Linked DNA regions of Homo sapiens: region 2 is linked to region 1. The links are chromatin contacts, found by Hi-C or POLR2A ChIA-PET in ENCODE. All regions are on one chromosome and are shown on one strand. Each heading gives the region's core, a stretch centred on a gene start or an enhancer-like site at or near the end of the contact. The rest is flanking DNA. Distances are from core to core; before and after follow the strand shown. Region 1 holds the start of YES1 (YES proto-oncogene 1, Src family tyrosine kinase). Region 2 has its middle 17 kb from the start of SMCHD1.

Evidence for each region. Hi-C counts contacts between places; a loop is a spot of excess contacts on that map. ChIA-PET counts read pairs that join two places held with the same protein, here RNA polymerase II (POLR2A). Pooled maps may share reads with other maps.
Region 2: a map of naive thymus-derived CD4-positive, alpha-beta T cell shows a loop between it and region 1 (25-fold over the local background). The contact joins the enhancer-like site here to the promoter of YES1 in region 1. A Hi-C loop is called at or near these places in 2 of 168 maps with a recorded cell type or tissue (both naive thymus-derived CD4-positive, alpha-beta T cell), 7 of 37 single-sample maps with no recorded cell type and 10 of 50 pooled maps. POLR2A ChIA-PET finds 5 or more read pairs at or near these places in 1 of 52 experiments (activated T-cell).

Annotation. Positions count from the first base shown.
Region 1 is chr18:809,849-815,999 of GRCh38, forward strand. YES1 (YES proto-oncogene 1, Src family tyrosine kinase) reads right to left here and starts at 2,394. Exons shown (of 12, transcript NM_005433.4): 1 at 2,266-2,394. RefSeq lists silencers at 2,001-2,090, 2,161-2,220, 2,271-2,780 and enhancers at 2,512-3,054, 3,055-3,596.
Region 2 is chr18:2,635,247-2,641,422 of GRCh38, forward strand. No RefSeq gene overlaps it. Among named protein-coding and RNA genes, the nearest start is that of SMCHD1, 17 kb to the right of the region's middle. RefSeq lists enhancers at 1,270-1,449, 2,040-2,089. Within about 2 kb of position 1,570, at least 15 of the 41 ENCODE cell types and tissues checked have a DNase peak (open chromatin) inside an H3K27ac peak, as active enhancers do.

The DNA of each region.
Region 1 (6,151 bases), core at 1,144-3,643:
ACCAATACCCTTGGTAACTCCTACCAGGTTAAAAGAACTTTGTCACCACTTCAGAAGCCAGGTCCCTATCACAATCTCCTCCCTCTTCCCATATATTTCCCTTCATAGAACCACAGGTATTCTATGCTTCTATTTTTACGTTCACAGAATTTCCTTGCAGGTTTTTTTTTTTTTTTAATTACCCAAGTTTGGGTGACCCCAGCGCTTAGCATCACTTAAAAAATTGTTTTGGCATTAGTCTTCTTTCTTACTATAATGCTAATAGAATAAACGATGTCTACACTGATTTTGTAAAGAAAAACTAGCCATAGTAGTAAATCATTTACTGTCTAACATGATGCAAATTTCAACTTTGAATAAGTAAGTCTTACACCATCGGTTGGTAATATTTCACTTATACAGGTTTACTTCTAGTCTTTTAGCACATTTATTCTTTTATCAATACATACCATGAAGAAATTTTACTTGCATAGACATTAATTTTTCAGCTTGTGAATTTCCTGAACTAAAACACACACACAAAAACAGCCCATGTATTAATATTATACTTCGACCACAAGACAAATTCCACCTAACCCAGGAAGACAGGTCAAAGCTGTAATTTCACTTTCAGATGAACAGAAAGGAATCAATTTTGTGGTTTATGAAGTCAGCAAAACCTAACTACGAAATTAAAGCCATTATAACATTACAGTGGTTACAACAGAGTATATATTTTAAGAGCCCTTTTATCTTTTATCCTGGAAACATGGATATAAACTGTTTTGTTTTCAGATCAAAGGCAATTGTCTTTTTCAAATGTAGGACCCTCTGAATTGTCAACCAGCATTTAAAATCTCCACCGACTTTTAGCTAATGTCCAAAAATAAAAATACAATTTAACTTCCTTTCCTTACATGTCAATTGTGGCAGGGGTCTCACACTTATAAGCAAACAAACAAAAACCAAAAAACCATATATATTATTTGCTAAAGTAAAACTTTCTTACTGTACAATATATGAACATCGTAAGTGATGCATACAAGATCCTTGGCTAATACAAGATACTCCTTTATTACCTGACCATTCAAAATGCTTCCTGTCCACCGTGTGCCAAGCACTGTGATAGTTAAGATATTAGATTTACCATGCACTTTTCCTTAAATGCACAGTCACGTGTATACATTTAGTAATACTTTCCTTAGTGCGTAATTTAACTTTAGAAGTGTAACAGGATGGTTTAAATATTTAAAATTATCAAGGTATCTTTGGCACTGTAATCTTACAGTTATAATACATGAAGATACTATAATCATATCATGTGAAATCGACTGTGAAAACACACACCCGTGGAACGTATATACATAATAAATGGACATAAAATTGTGCTTCCACCAAAGACTTTCATTATTTCCTTTAGTAATTTATAATTATACAGTATGTTATTCCACGCCTGTATCAATTAATTATGCAGAAAATGATTCAACCAAATCCGAACTGTTAAGTCCTACTCATTACAAAACAAAAACTAAAGTCCCTACACCAGACTTGATTTTCAAAGAGCTTCTTAAAACAGCTCTGCCCCATGCCCAATAAAGTGAAAGCTGGAAGCAATTATCAAGAAGAAAAACACACTTTAAGACAATTTTCTTTAACACATGTGGACAGGGAACCGAACGCAACGGGAGGCGGAGTGGCATGATTCCGTAAAAGTGGACGCTGAATGGTAAATTTCCCAACCCCCAACCCAAAACAAAGGAAAACTTTAAACATGTTGCGGTTTTCAATCAAACCAAGTAAAGCCAGAAAGGCTCATCCACTCGCCCCACACACCCGCTCCTCTCCCCGCACAGCTGCTACCGGCGTCGGCCGATACACAGACCCCCAGCCTTTAGGACCCAAAGGGGCCGCTTCCCTCGCCCCTACTTCGGCCGTAGGGGCAAAAATAAACCTCTCCTCCCCGTCGCCGGGCGGTCCACACGACCCCAAAGACAAGGGGTGGGGAGTGTCCCCACGCCCCTGGAACCTCAGGTCGGACTTGGGCGGGACCCGGCAGGTCTGGACAGGGCAGAGACCGAGTCAGGGGCGAGCAGGTAGCGCGGGGAACGAGACAAGCCCGCCGGGCGATCCGGGGGAGGGGAGAAGTTTCTTCCCAACTTCCCGACTCGGGCCCGCGGGGGCGGGGAACCGCGGCGGCGGCGGCGGCGGCGGCTCCGGGCGCTGGGGCCTAGCCCTGTCCGGGCAGAGGTGGAACCCTCCGCCCGCGGGGCCCCACCGGGTCCTTACCTGTCCTCCGGCCGCGCTCTCATGAGTCGCTGCTACCGCAGCTCGAGGTGGCGGAGGGCGGAGGCGAGGCCCGCGGGCCCTCTCCCTCCTCCACCTCCTCGTCCCGGGGCGCCCGGCGGCAGCAACGACGGCAGAGCCGGCCCGGGACGCGTTACTTCAGGAGGAGGGAGTTCCCGGGCTCCCCACGCCTCGGCCTCACTCTCCACCTCCTCCGCCCCCCCCCCCCGGCCCCGCCCCCTGACTTCTAGCGGGGGCGGGGGCTGCGGGTACCTGCGCGCGCCGCCGTCCGCTCACCGGAACTCGGGCCACGCCGGCCCGGCTCCGGGGCCCCCAGCCTTCCGGCGCCTACGCCCCCGTCAGGTCCCCTCCGCGGGCTCCGGGCCGCTTTGCTGTGGTCAGGATAGGCGACCGGTCCGTGTCACTTCTCCCGACCCAACATGGCGGCGGGGTCCGGGGCGGATTCCCGGGGGCGGTGCAGGCCGAGGGGGCGTGAGGAGGAGGTGCTTCCCTGCCCGGAGAGCAGGCCCGCGGCGTCCCTTCCCACCCGCGAACCCACCGACGCTCGGCTGCCGCGGAGATTGAATGGAGCGCTCCGATTCTGCCCCTCTGCCTTTCTCTGTTCCTTGGCCCAGCTCTCAGTAGTGGCCAGGGCTTTGGGGCTTGCTTTTGTGGGGGAGGACGGGGTTGAGTTTTTTTGGTTGGCTGTTTGCTTCTCAGCGCTACGCTTCCGCACCCTTTGTCGTTGGTAGTAAAATCTCAAGCCCAACCGCGTGAGCCGGGGGCGTTACTCACACCCTCATCACCATCCTGATCGCCGTCCAAAAAACGTTCACGTCTTGCCTCCTTCCGAGGCAGGGATCCTGTCCCTGCCCCCAGGAGCTTCCTGTTGACTGTAGGTCGAACCAGCCTTGCCGGGAGGGGAACCGAAGCTGAGTTCTGTTTGGCGACTATCCCAGTCATGGTGGCTTTGGCTTATGTTGGGACAGCGTTTTTCTATATGATGCTGGCGGCAGCCCAGTGAGGGAAGTGCAACAAGTATGGTTCTCCTGCTTGTCAACTGTGGAAACAGCGACCCTGAAAGTGGAGGAGCCACAGCTGGAATCGTGTCCGTCTGAATACACGCACCTTTCCTATGAGCCTTGTAAAGCCAGTCGTTGAAGAAGGGGGAGGACCCGGAAGGATGGGGTGGGGGCGTAAAGATGAAGGTTAATCAAGGTCCTCATGGACTGAACCTTGAGGCCCTTCTGCTGCAGTCACTTTTGCCCTATCAGACTTTTAGAGTAACTTCCTCTCTTTATTTCCTCTTTGGTGGGGTTATCAGAATTATTTTGTGACTATTGGTTTCCTTTGCGGTTTTTAGTGAAATTCAGAATCATCTTCGACGGATAGGAAATAGTGCAATCATATGTGTCAGTATTCCGGTATTCTAGGAACTTAAGGAAATGCATATAAGGGTTTGAACATTTTTTTCTTCAGCTCACTAAATGAACGAAAGGTAGGCGTAGGCGTTAAAGAGACACATAATGTGGAACGATGCTGTATTTTCTTAGCTACTAAAACTTCATTTGTCATTGACTGTCTCAGGGCTTTAAAATTTTATGTAGGTCTATATTCAGCTTTTATTAAAATAGAAAATTCCTTGAGCTGTTGCCTTTCTTCACTAAATAGAGATAATTTCGTCTTCCTAAACACTCAGTCTCAAAAATCACCTCTAAAATAGGCCGGGCACAGTGGCTCACACGTGTAACCCCAGCATTCTGGGAGTCCAAGACAGGAGGATCACTTGAGTCTAGGAGTTGGAGACCAGCCTGGGCAACATGGGAGACCTCCTATCTATTTAGTAAAATATATTTTAAAAAATAATAATGAAATGAAATAGTAGTTTGCCCCAGTTTAAGGGGTAAGGTGGCTTTGAAGATGTTCTATATGGAGTTTTAAAGTTGGGAGAGTATGTCAGAATGTCACCTACAAGTTATGGATTACATTGACTTACTGAGTTTGCTTCTCTTCGCCCTCCCTTTTTTTTTTTATTACTACATTCCCTGATTTCTTTTTTAGTATATTCATCAATGTCAAACTTCAGTCTGTAAATAACCTGGAAAGTTTTCAATCTTACATTTAGTGGCTCACTTGTTTCCAGGAATATTTTTTAAAAAATTTTTTAATGAGGAAGAGAAAACTGGAAAGTCTTACTGAGTTTGGTGTAACAAAAATTGCTTTTAATCTGTTCATCCTGAAACGGACAAATAAGCTTGCCCCTACTTTTCCCTCCTGCACAGCATAGAGGTGTGGTATGTACATGTGTGTTAGGGAGTGATAAGGAACTTAAGTCTTGAAACCCCTGGAAATGTCTGCTGGAGGAAAAAGCTAGGGGAAAGCTTTAAACAAACAAACTTTATGAGATATGTTAGGTCCCTATAAAAGTAAAATGCTTTCATTTATGTAAGTTGATTAATGCTTAAAATTATTTGGCTGGAAGTTTGAAAAGCTGAAAGTTGAACTAGGGCCCACTCAGTACCACCTTGGAACCTGTGATTCTACCAGGAAATGTTTTTGTTTAGGGTAAACCTCTCCTACGTGCTATCAGTGATATGCTGCTGCTGCTGCTTCCGCCACTGAGGCTATGATGATTTTCTCTTCCTGGTAACAGTAAAAAAGCCTGCAGCCCTACACAAGGTGCCTCTTTTCTAACAACCATCCCCTCACCACCTTCCTCAAATCCATTCAGTGCCTGACATTGTCTGCACCACCTTAGCTTTGCCGCCTCCACCTGGCCAAGACTGCTCCTATGCCCAGTTAGGAAGAATATGAGAACCCCTCTCTAAGGATTAATTTGGAAGATCAGGAAAAAGGAAGGTATTTCTCCTTGAGTGTTGGGCCTATTGTGCCAAGCTCAGTGGAGAAATGCACCAACTCATCAAGTTCTCAATGCTCCTGATGTCTTCATTGCCTCAAGGACTGTGGTTTCTATATTACAGTTTTATTTCCCCTCAACTGGGAAAAGACTGTCTAAGCGACCTAAGTAAATGTATATTGAGGGCCAGGCGCGGTGGCTTAGCTTGTAATCCTAGCACTTTGGGATGCTGAGGTGGGTGGATCACCTGAGGTCAAGAGTTTGAGACCAGCCTGGCCAACATGTTGAAACCCTGTCTCTACTGAAAAAAAAAAAATACAAAAATTAGCCAGGCATGGTGGCATGCGTCTGTAATCCCAGCCACTCGGGAGGCTGAGGCAGGAGAATTGCTTGAACCCCGGGGGCAGAGGTTGCAGTGAGCTGAGATCATGCCACTTCACTCCAGCCTGGGTGAAAGAGCAAAACTTCGTCTCAAAATAAATAAATAAATAAATAAATAAATGGATATAGAAGGACATATCCTGCAATGAATATTTGTCAATCAAATGTGTCTTGCAATTAATAAATGTCAAACATGGCAATCTTACATGAACTTCAGCAAGTCTGTCTCCATCTTGCTCCCTTTTGTTGCTCTCTCTAGCTTTTCACTTCTTCACTACCTGGTTTACAATCTTAGAATTTAACCCTGTGCTGAGTATGCCTTCTCCGCTCCAGAACTATTTTCTGGCAGTATAGTCTTTGCTACTGGAATCTACTTTGGGGACATCTCTTGTTTTATTTCTGACTTCAATTCTTTCTAGTTCTGCAGCTTGACCCAGGCCTGTTTTATCTACCAAAGTCCCTGGTTTCAGCTCTAGCTTCTGGTACCACTCTGCTTATTCCTAGGTAGCTTTACCCACAGCTTCAGACTTTCATAGGCTCAGCTTGGTTTCTCACTCTGTTTGGTGACAGCAGTTTCTAGGCCAGATGAGCACCTTACATCCTCTTACATGCCCTCTGCCGAGTAGAATACAGCCTGTAGTGGACACCTCT
Region 2 (6,176 bases), core at 320-2,819, 1.8 Mb after region 1:
CTCACATCCTGGAAGAGAGATATGGAGAAGTCAAACAGTTGGTTACTCAAAATTGTCCATTTTCAGGAGAGGGAGGAAAGATGTGGAACTGAGTCAGGCTAGAAACAGAACTGGCTGTAGAGGCCTGGAAAGGGCTGGGAAAGGCTGGCACTTCCACCAAAATCCCCTGATGGAGGGTGACGAGTAGGACAGACAAAAAAGTCGCCCGGCAGTGGATGCTCTCAATCTGTGCATGGAAAGGAAGGAGTCACTGGGTAACCGGGAGCCAAGAACAGCATTATCCTGATGTCTTTCCTTAAGGCAACCTCTATCCTGGGGCAAAGAGAAGGAACTTGGGGAGTTCCATCAAGTAGGTATAGTAAGCAAGGGTGTGGTGTGGTGGGGCAGGGGATGCTATACTATAGTTTAGCATTAATTATGTTTGGTTAGAAACATTGTTCTGTTGGCCTTTCTGTGTCCTGTTGAAAACATTGTTTATCACAGCCTAACTGCTGGCAGAGTTTCTCAAGCCCTGATTAGAATGCGGCTTCTAGGGGAAGGGAGGGTTAGGAGACTTCAATTCTATGGGACAATCACTCTGAGAATTGAAAATGCCACCCAGAGATAATAAAAGCCAGTTAAAGCTCACCAACCAAAGAAAAGACCACAGGTCTTACCTACAGAAAATAGTTGCATGACTGTACTTGCTGTAGTGAGGAGGAACTGGTCATGGGATATCTCAGAAACATGGAGCAAGGAGGGGCTTTTTTTTTTTTTTTCCCGAGACGGAGTCCCTCTGTTGCCCAGTCTGGAGTGCAGTGGCGTGATCTCAGTTCACTGCAACCTCCGCCTCCCAGGTTCAAACAATTCTCCTGCCTCAGCCTCCCGAGTAGCTGGGATTACAGGTGCATGCCACCACGCCCAGCTAATTTTTGTATTTTTCGTAGTGACAGGATTTCACCATGTGGTCAGGCTGGTCTCAAACTCCTGACCTCAAGTGATCTGCCCGCCTTGGCCTCCCAAAGTGCTGAGATAACAGGCGTGAGCCACCGTGCCCAGCCAGGGAGGGGCTTTTTATAGGGTTTGGCCTTTGTTCGGTGATTCTAAGAAGGAATGGTTAGTCTTTTTTTTTCCAACTACGGTACAGCATTAATTATGTTTGGTTAGAAACATTGTTCTGTTGGCCTTTCTGTGTCCTGTCGAAAACATTGTTTATCACAGTCTGACTGCTGGCAGAGTTTCTCAAGCTCTGATTAGAATTAAGGGTCCTGTTTGGGGAAAGTAACTGCATAGAAGGCCATAGAAAAGGCTCAGTAGGACTGTAGTTCCAGAGGAGCACTCTGTGAAAATTTCAACCACAGCAGAGGAAAATGGGGACTTCGACTTGTATGGAGATAGGAGGCTGCTCGGCCGCTGTGAAAAATCTAAGGGGAGCCCTGCATCAGATATCCAGAAGCTGTTTCCTGCATTTCCAAGGATGCTGTGCCCTGTAAGAAGATTTAGAGATGTGTGAGAGACGTAGGGACGTGAGGAGAGAACAGCAAAATTATATAAAGTGTAAGATATTGTGTACTTCCCCTTCCTGTTGTGGTTGGCTTTGAGCTAGAACACCTTGAGGATTTGGCTTTGAGTTACAAGCAGTTAGTTTCTCTTAGGCTAGCAAAGCTGGAGACAATACACAAGTGTATACTTCCTTTTCTTCTGAAAAAGCAACAAGGTTGGATAGATTTAGTTTTGCACATGTGAGGCAAAAACATTCTCTAAAATGAAAAGGGTTGACATAACAGGGAATCTAAAATGTTCAGTGTTTGTGTGTGTGTGTGTGTGTGTGTGTGTGTGTGTGTGTTTACTTCTTTATTCTTTTTTGAGAAGCTTTCTTTTTTTTTTTTTTTTTTTTTTAGGTTTACATCACCGGAACAGGAGGAGGGACACACCCAACAGCTGTAGAAGCAGGAAATATCTAATACAAAACTAAAGTACAAAAACATGAAAACAGAGTCTTTGCGCATATTTTGTTCCTGCTGACTGCCTTGAAAAAGTCTACATTTCCTATACATATGATTGGGAATGGGGAGGGCTTGGTTCTCCTTGTGCAACATATTCAGCATGATTTAGGCAGTTTTATCTCTGCAAATTTATTGTTTCCTTTGGAGAAGTATTCATTTTCTAAATCACATCTCAGAAGTATCAAGAGTTATGTACCACAGGACAGCAGGGGGCAATTATAGAAGTCAGATTCACGTCAAGCCAGAGTACATTCTGTGAGGAGGAACTGACCCAGGCTTGGCAAGTGTCAGCTTGAATTAACCTTTTTTTTTTTTTTTTTTTTTGCCAGGAGTCTCCCTCTGTCGCCCAGGCTGGAGTGCAATGGCACAATCTCAGCTCACTGCAACCTCCACTTCCCCAGTTCAAGTGATTCTCCTGCCTCAGCCTCCCGAGTAGCTGGCATTACGGGTGCGTGCCACCACGCCCACCTAATTTTTGTATTTTTAGTTGAGACAGGGTTTCGCCATGTTGGCCAGACTGGTCTCAAACTCCTGACCTCAAGTGATCTGCCCGCCTCAGCCTCCCGAAGTGCTGAGATTACAGGCGTGAGCCATCGTGCCCGGACTTAAATTAACTATTAATAGGGATATTTAGAACTGAAAAATACACATTTTGAGGAATGTGACAAAAAGTGTCCTTATTTTTCATAATTGATATGGTTATGGATGGCTAATGACCTGTGTGCTATAGGATCTGTGTATCTTGTGTGGGGATGCTGCATTCTAACTCTAGAACCGGCCAATTGCCTTGTAAGGGGAGGATGAGTAATATAGTTTTAGAGAAGAGATTATTTCTCTCTAAAGAAAGTGAAACTTAGATAAGAAACAGAAATTTAGCCCGGGCGTGGTGGCTCACACCTGTAATCCCAGCACTTTGGGAGGCCGAGGCAGGTGGATCACGAGGTCAGGAGATAAAGACCATCCTGGCTAACACGGTGAAACCCCGTCTCTACTAAAAATACAAAAATTAGCCGGGCGTGGTGGCGGGCGCCTGTAGTCCCAGCTACTCCGGAGGCTGAGGCAGGAGAATGGCGTGAACCCGGGAGGCGGAGCTTGCAGTGAGCCGAGATGGAGCCACTGCACTCCAGCCTGGGCGACAGAGCGAGACTCCGTCTAAAAAAAAAAAAACAGAGAGCGAGAGACTATGTTTTTAGAACAGTTTTAGGTTCACAGCAAAATGGAAAGAAAGGTACCTCCTGCCCCCACACATGCCAGCTCCCTGGTTTTCAACATTGCCCACCAGAGAGCAGCATGTGTTACAATGAGGGAATCTATGCAGATACATCATAACCACGGAATGTCCGTAGTTTACATAAGGGTTCACTCTTCATGTTGCACATTCTTTGGGTTTGGACAAATGTATAAGTGACATGTATTCACCACTATGGTATCAGACAGAATAATTTAACTGCCCTAAAAATCCTCTGTGTTTTGCCTGCCCATCCCTCCTCTTCGCAGCCCTTGGGCAACCACTGATCATTTTCCTGTCTCCATAGTTTTGCCTTTTCCAGAAATGTCATATACTTGACATCATTCAGTATGTAGCCTTTTCAGATTGGCTTCAATATATTCTTTTCTATATCCATCACCTTTTTTGTCCCATTTGGTTCAGTGTTTCTCAAAATGTGGTGTTTGAACTATCTCTGTCAGAACCACATGAAAGTTGTTAAAAATATACATTCTCAGTCTCATATTTGACTGATTCAAAATATTAATATCTGGGTGTGGAACCTAGGAATTTGTATTTTAAACACACAGTACAGGTTATTCTTACACATACTATAGTCTGAACACCAGCAAAGTCTCTACTATGCTGCCAGGAATTAAGGTGGGGACGTATGTTCATAAAAGGTGATAGTGGCCGGGCGTGGTGGCTCAGTCCTGTAATCCCAGCACTTTGGGAAGCCGAGGCAAATGCATCGGCCTCCTGACCTGAGGTCAGGAGTTCGAGATTAGCCTGGGCAACATGGCAAAATCCTGTCTCTACAAAAAATACAAAAATTAGCCAGGCATAGTGGTGGGCACCTGTAGTTCCGGCTACTAGGGAGGCTGAGGTGAGAGAATCTCCTGAGCTCAGGGAGGTGGAGGCTGCAGTGAGCTGTGATTGCACCGCTATACTCCAGCCTGGGCGACAGAGTGAGATCCTCTCCCAACCACAAAAAAAAAAGTAATAGGATTTACCAAAAAGGAGCTGGCAGTGATAGCAATAGAAAGGGACCCCAAAGGGAAGATCGGGGCTTCAAAGTCTAGCTATTCTACAGAGCCCATGTGTAACATGTGTAAATTCCCCATCTATTGCCAATTGTATAGTTTTAATTTGATTGATATTGCAGGAGCTAGCGATTTCCTGCAGACTTTGACTCTTTCTCTCTGGAGAAGCCTAGAAATACCTTATGTATTATTTGACAACAGATGAAGCCTGAGGTTTTCATCTTGGACTACCGTTAAATCCTTACGAAAGTGACCTTCTTTGAACTAGACAATACCTCCTGTAACCATTTTAGTAGGATCTCCCTTGAGTTTCAGTTCTACCTTCTCCAAGTTCTACAAAGACTCCTCATCAGTATTTCATGTGGAACCCAAATGAAAGGTTGGGAATTGCTGATCAGTCTGCTGTGTGGCCTAATGAGGCCTGGACACCTGAGTGATGACACAGACACACAGGAGCCCCAATAATAATTTATACTTGCTCTTTGTCACACATGCGTGCCATGCACACCCTACTCTATGTCTCTGTATGGTCAGTCCCTCCTTCCCTCTCTCTTTTCCTTCCCTCCATATGCCTTATGCCATTGCTAATCTCCTATAGAAGCAAAACTCACGCTTTGTTCTGCTTCCAGTATGATTAAGCACATCACATACTATAGATAGGAACAAAATCAAACCACTTCACATTCTCAAGAAAAACTTAAAAGAATAGGGTCATCCTGACTGGTTCTGGTCTCCAAAATAATAAACTCTAAAAAATTTGCAGTGAGCCTGGATTCTCTAAATAATGCTGTCCCTGACTTTTGCTATGCTGATATGAATGATCTTTTTCTTTTTTTTTTTTTAATTTTTTGGAGACAGGGTCTCACTCTGTCACTTAGGCTGGAGTGCGGTGGCACAATCATGGCTCACTGCAGCCTCGACCTCCTGGGCTCAAGCGATCCTGTCATCTCAGTAGCTGAGACTACAGGTGTGTGCCACCATACCTGGCTAACGTTTGTACTGGGTTATAGAGAAGGGGTTTTGCCATGTTGCCCAGGCTGGTCTTGAACTCCTAGGCTCAAGTGATCCACCCATTTTAGCCTTCCAAAGTGCTGGGTTTACAGTTGTGAGCCACCATGCCTGGCCAACATGAATGATTTTTGCATATATGATACCTGTATGAGTAAGTGGCTTTTTTCCTCACCTTCAACAGGCTGATATAAATTTAGTGCCCTGATAATTTTGTCTTTCTTTCCATTTGAATACTTGTGTTTTCAATTTGCTGAGCCACTCTTTCTGGCTTCATCAGAAAGAAGTCTGACACCCTTATACTGACAGCAAGTTAAGTTTCTCTTTCCTGGTCTCTTTTTCTTCTGTTTTTAATTTTCAGAGTAGAATTAGGCTTTTTAAAATAATACATATTTTTAAACTGACAAATAAAAATTGTATATATTTACTGTGTACAACAGGATGTTTCAAAATATATATACATACCCTACTGGAGTGGGTAAATCAAGCTAATTACCATATGCATTACCTTATATACTTATTATTTTCATTATGAGAATCTCTTTCCTCTTCTAAATGCGGAAGTCTCCTGAGGATCTCTGTGGCACTCTCTTCCAAGCCTTTGTACTGTGCTCTTGGGAATCCCTTCTATTGCAGTAATAGCACTTCTCTCCCCCAGCTCAATGAAAGCATCATCATCTACCCAGTGACCTAAACCCTAAACTTGGGAGTCATCTGTGATTCCTACCTCTGCTCACTTTTTTTTTTTTTTAATACAGAGTCTTGTTCTGTTACCCAGGCTGGAGTGCAGTGGCACGATCTCGGCTCACTGCAACCTCTGTCTCCCGGGTTCAAGCAATTCTCTGCCTCAGCCTCCTGAGTAGCTGGGATTACAGGCACCTGCCACCACACCTGGCTAATTTTTGTATTTTTAGTAAAGATGGGGTTTCACCA